Regions from separate parts of the Homo sapiens genome. Here region 1 is linked to region 2. A link is an interaction called in ENCODE POLR2A ChIA-PET data of the cell type or tissue named here. Cell type or tissue: MCF 10A. All regions are shown on one strand. Links, peaks and the distances in the headings refer to the core of each region. The heading gives the core; the rest is flanking DNA.

What was found. ChIA-PET counts read pairs that join two places held together with the same protein. Peaks named below come from ENCODE experiments on the same cell type or tissue, not always from the same donor. Only the 100,000 strongest peaks of a DNase experiment are listed, where the experiment ranks them.
Region 1: POLR2A ChIA-PET joins it to region 2 with 6 read pairs; 3 of 35 experiments call an interaction of 5 or more read pairs at or near these places.

What each region holds. Positions count from the first base shown.
Region 1 is chr18:36,257,805-36,260,723 of GRCh38, forward strand. MOCOS (molybdenum cofactor sulfurase) reads left to right here. Exons shown (of 15, transcript NM_017947.4): 13 at 2,233-2,371. Among named protein-coding and RNA genes, the nearest start is that of FHOD3, 38 kb to the right of the region's middle. In MCF 10A, for the core only: no CTCF peak of the experiment used is centred there; no DNase peak of the experiment used is centred there.
Region 2 is chr18:36,074,406-36,077,324 of GRCh38, forward strand. No RefSeq gene overlaps it. Among named protein-coding and RNA genes, the nearest start is that of RPRD1A, 8.3 kb to the left of the region's middle. In MCF 10A, for the core only: no CTCF peak of the experiment used is centred there; a DNase peak (open chromatin) is centred at 1,646.

The sequences.
Region 1 (2,919 bases), core at 108-2,607, 180 kb after region 2:
GAACTGGGGGTCCTGTGACTGTCTTGCACCACGTGGTCAAGTACACACACATACATATTTGCAAAGACATACAAATACAGTTTAATAAAGCTGACTAAGCCACCTCGTCCGCCTCTGCAGGGATGGGCTATTTGTAGTCACTCTTGTTTCTATCCATTGTTGAAAATATACAACATCATTCTCATACTGTGGCCCAGCTCGCTATCTTTGAGAGCAAAAGTGTGATGCAGCCACATGTTCTCTGGGTATTCACTGAGTTCTTCTGGCACTGAGGGACCCTTCTCCTCAGGCATCCAGAGTCCTGGAAAAAGTGGGTCTGCAGTTTTTTGGGGTTCTTCGTGTGGAAAGATAGGAGGTGGGGAGAGGCTTGCTGTCACCCCAGTTCCTACCAGGAGGGGCCACGTTCCCCACCATCTGGTTTATAGCAGGGTGGACCCGCTGGGCAGCTGATCCAAGAGCAGAGCTAGGGTCCCCTGCTAGGTATTTCTCTGTGCTTTATTTGCAAATTTGAGGGACTCTATCATGCACATGTTAACCATGATAGCTTTTGGACATAAAACATGCCCTTTTACGAAGCCCAAAGTGAGGGTTTATAACCCAGAGAGTTGATCCAGAATCAAAGGATTTGAGGACTGGAAAAGTGCTAATCCTCTTGTTGCAGATGAGGAAATTGTGGTCCTCATAGGTTGTGGGAGTTGCCCTTAGTAAGTGGCAAAACCAGACTCAGGTATCCCGGTCTCTGGCTTTTCATACGTTGTTTGCCATTCAAAGGAGATTGGGACTCCTCCTTCCCAACCCCATAGTCTTTCAACCCTGTCTCTGGCGCATACTCTAACCATGCCTGAGGATTTACCTCACACCAACTTAAGCAATTAAAAATTGATTGAAGCACAAAAAAGTGCAAAAGTCATCAGTACACAGTTAAATACAGTTTTACAGATGTATACGGCTATGCTCCATCATTTTCAGATCAATCTCCTGGTACAACAGCCACCCTTCCTCTGTTGAATGAGGCAAAGTATCTGCTGATAAACACATTAAGTGTTTTGGATCTTCACCAGCAACTACCACTACCTAGATCAAGCTAAGAATGTACTCCAGAAACCTCCCTTGTATCCCATCCCAGTCAGCCTCACTGAAGGTCACCACTATTCTGACTTCTTTCACCATAGCTAGTTTCACCCATTCTTCAACTTAATATGGTGGGATCATACAGGATGTGTTCTTTTGTCAGAGAAGTTTTAAGATGTATTTTCAGTGCGTTCTTCTGGGTGGGGGTGGGGGGTGCAGAGGGCCATTTTTTTTGGAACCTCATGGCAATAAATAAAAATTACAAAAATAAGAGTTACAAAAATAGGCTAGGCATGGTGGCTCACACCTGTAATCCCAGCACTTTGAGAGGCTGAGGTGGGAGGATCACTTGAGCCCAGGAGTTCAAACCCAGCCTGGGCAATATAGTGAGACCCCATCTCTAAAAAAAGTAAAAATAAGTTAGCTGGGCATGGTGGCACATGCTTGTAGTCCCACCTACTTGGGAGGCTGAGGCAGGAGAATTACTTGAGCCTGGGATCTTGGTCAAGGCTGCAATGAGCTGAGATTGTGCCACTGCACTCCAGTCTGGGTGACAGAGCAAGACCTTGTCTCAAAAAAAAAAAAAAAAAAGGTATCAGAAAAATAGCAGATGTTACACTGCAAATAGAATGGAAATTAGGAAATACTATCTTCTTTATTTATAATGTTTTAATACCCAAAAAAAAAAAAAAGAGTGAGATCTCAACACCTGTGAAAAGAAGGGGGAAAAAAGGGAATGAGATCTCAGTGCTTCTTAGGTCTTTGATCATTAAGCCTGTTGACAGGTTTTTAAATGCCTTATGCCGCCCCACCTTATAGAACTGGTGTGTTCTCAGAAGTTCCTTTTTCACTGGAGTTCTGTTCTTCTGATTTCCAAAGTCCTTCATCTCTTCAGCTAAGATCTGCTCGCCCTTTGCCTGGCTCTTGTGGGACTCTCACTGGAGATGGGACCGTATCCCAGGGGAGGCCCTGATGCCTGTTTAGCAGATGGGTGTCTCTTGGCCTTGCACTCATGGTAAAAGTCTGTTTTGATTATCCAGGGCACAGGCCACAGTAGAGCTGATGAAGTTAGGTGTTACATGGCAGGCATGATGAATTATTATAGTGGTACAATTATCTGCCATCCTCCCCCTACTTACTCTTTTTGGTTGCTTTAATCAGTGATGAGAATGGAAAGGAGGAATTATTCTCACTGAAGGATCTCAGCTTGCGTTTTCGTGCCAATATTATTATCAATGGAAAAAGGGCTTTTGAAGAAGAGAAATGGGATGAGATTTCAATTGGCTCTTTGCGTTTCCAGGTAAGTTTGGGGAAGTTCTATTATCCTTCCTCCAGGGTTGTCAATGAAGATTGACCTCAATCCCAGACCTGGATAGCTGCAGGTGGGACTCCCTCCCAGTCCTTGTCTCTTAACTACAAAATCTTGGTGGGAGGTTATGTAAGCTTAGCCTTCTAAGACACCCCATGGAATAATCCATCCTTTATTTCCCAAGAGGATGGTAGCAGTCAGTTTCGCACACACCACAGAAGGTGTGCGAGGGCTCGACACTGCCTCTGTGCTGTCGTTATGTCCAGACTTAAACTCTGGTTTTTTGGAATGCTTGTGTCATGAGACTGTCATCCTCCTGAAACTTGTTGGACTTTGTGGCAGTCTGGAGCTTGTGGAGGGAGGCCCAGAAGCCTGGCGGTGCCTCTTTGCCCATGGCCACCCACTCTTCCACACGCTTCACCTTTTCTGCCTTTGCTGGTGGCTGGGAAGGAGATTGTCAGAGGCAAAGCCACCACGATGTCCTCTGTCCCTGGCTTTGGACTCCCAAAACCTTTGGCTATGGGCTTCAAAGATATGAG
Region 2 (2,919 bases), core at 193-2,692:
CATAGTTGCTGTGGTGTGTTCTCATTCTTGTTTGCTGCAGCAAACTAAATAAACTTTGTTTAACATTATATGGTTCTTATGGTCTTTGGTTGGTGGGTTTGGTTTTTGTTTGTTTGGTTGGTATTTTTAAGATAGGGTCTTGCTATGTCACCCTGGCTGGAATGCAGTGGCACGATCATAGTTCACTGCAGCCTCGACCTCCTGGGCTCAAGCAATCCTCCCACCTCAGCCTCCAGAGTAGCTGGGACTACAGGCATATGCCAGTGCATCAAGCTAACTTTTAAATTTTTTGTAGAAACAGGGTCTCCCTGTGTTGCCCAGGATAGTCTCCAACTCCTGGGCTCAAGCAATCATCCAGCCTCAGCCTCCTGACGTGCTGGGGTTACAGGCGTGAGCTATGGCACCCAGCCCATGGGCTTTGATACATAACATACATCAAACTTTTAATAGTGACTAGCTCTATGGGTAAGAATACAGGCAATTTCTTCTTTCCAATGTATATATTTCTTTTCTTTCTTTCTTTCTTTCTTTTTTTTTTTTTTTTTTTTGAAGCAGGTTCCTGTTCTGTCGCCTAGGCTGGAGAGCAGTGCCGCAATCACGGCTCACAGCAGCCTTGATCTCCTGGGCTCAGGGAATCCTCCCACTTCTCAGCCTCCCAAATATCTGGGAGCAGAGGCATGCACCACCATGCCCAGCTAATGTTTTGTATTTGTTATAGAGGTAGGGTTTCACCCTGTTGTCCAGGCTGGTCTGAAATTCGTAGGCTCAAGCAGTCAGTCCCACTCAGCTTCCCAAAGTGCTGGGATTACAGGTGTGAGCCACCACGCCTTACCTATACTTCAGTATGGTTTGAATTTTTTATTACAAGCATGTATTTGTTGTATAATGAGAAAATAATAAATATATTTTGATTGGGGCAGAAGAAGGACCTCAACTGGCTCCGCTTTGCAAATGAGATAAAGACCATATTTTTAGTATGGCATACAAGGCTCATGTTAATCCAGTTCTACCATTTTCTACAGCCCCATTGCCACAGCTCCCTCACTATGTTCTTGAATCTCCAGCAGGGCCAAACTTCTCTATTTCCCAAATCCATTCCTATTCCATTTTCCACTGCCTTCTATCCATTAAACAGGCAAGCATCATTCTTCCTGCAGCACTCTGACTTCACCCCACCATCAAAATAAAGAACTTTCTCGGCTGGCTCATGTCTATAATCCCAGCACTTTAGGGAGGCTGAGGCGAGTGGATCACTTAAGGCCAGGAGTTCAAGACCAGCCTGGCCAACATGGCGAAACCCCATCTCTGTGAAAAATACAAAAATTTGCCAGGAGTGGTGGCGCATGCTTGTAATTCCAGTTACTCGGGAGGCTGAGGCAGGAGAATTGCTTGAACCCAGGAGACAGAAGTTGCAGTGAGCCAAGATCACACCACTGCACTCCAGCCTGGATGACAGAGCAAGACTCTGTCTCAAAAAATAAATAAAATAAAATTTGATTTGAACAAACGTGAATGTATAAACAAAACATGGTATAATGCGCTGCTTAATGACATTTGGTCAATGACAGACACATAAGGTTATAATGAAGCTGAACACTTCCTATTGCTCGGTGATGTGTAACTGTTGTAACATTGTGCAATGCATTACTCATGTGCTTGTTATGATGCTGGTGTAAACAAACCTACTGTGCTGCCAGTTGTGTAAGTCTAGTGCATAGAATTATGTACAGTGCATAACACTTGATAATAAACAACTCTGTTACAGGTTTGTGTATTTACTATGGTTTTTATCTTTATTTTAAAGTGGACTTCTACTTCTGAAAAAGAGTTAACTGTGAAACAGCCTCAGGCAGGCTTTTCAGGATATGGAGTGAAACTAACCCAACAGCCATCGTGAGTGAGAGCAGGGCAGTCACACCCCATTTGATCCTGTAGAGGGAAACTCTCTGAGCTGAGACACTGTGGTAGGGAAAACTCCCACCAACCACTTGAAAGGGGCATCCAGCAGAGACTTCTGGTTTGGGCTTGGAAACTACCAAATTGGGACTCAACTGTTTTCAACTAATCAGGACTGAATGAGTTTGAGTTCCTCATTTGCGTATACGGACCTGATTGAGGACTGGAGCAGGACCTTTCCCTATTTAAGCCAGAACCCCTTTTTGTTCTCCAGAGCATGCTTTCTTTTTATATCAGAGGCTTCCTCTCCCAATCTGCAGATTGCTCATTTTTAGAAAATAAAGCTCTCCTTTGTCTTTCCCCTGCAGACCTCATGGTCTTTTATAAAAAAGAAGGTGTTTCAGACGACATTGTTATAAGAGATGACAGCTTCATGCATATTACTGCCCCTGAAGATCTTCTAGTGGGATAAGATGTAGAGGTGGAAGACAGTGATATTGATAATCCTGCCCTTGTTTAGGCATAGGCTAATGTGTGTGTTTGTGTATTAGTTTTTTTTGTTTTTTGTTTATTTATTTATTTATTTATTTATTTATTTATTTATTTATTTTTTATTGATCATTCTTGGGTGTTTCTCACAGAGGGGGATTTGGCAGGGTCATAGGACAATAGTGGAGGGAAGGTCAGCAGATAAACAAGTGAACAAAGGTCTCTGGTTTTCCTAGGCAGAGGACCCTGCGGCCTTCCCCAGTGTTTGTGTCCCTGGGTACTTGAGATTAGGGAGTGGTGATGACTCTTAACGAGCATGCTGCCTTCAAACATCTGTTTAACGAAGCACATCTTGCACCGCCCTTAATCCATTTAACCCTGAGTGGACACAGCACATGTTTCAGAGAGCACAGGGTTGGGGGTAAGGTCACAGATCAACAGGATCCCAAGGCAGAAGAATTTTTCTTAGTACAGAACAAAATGAAAAGTCTCCTATGTCTACTTCTTTCTACACAGACACGGCAACCATCCGAT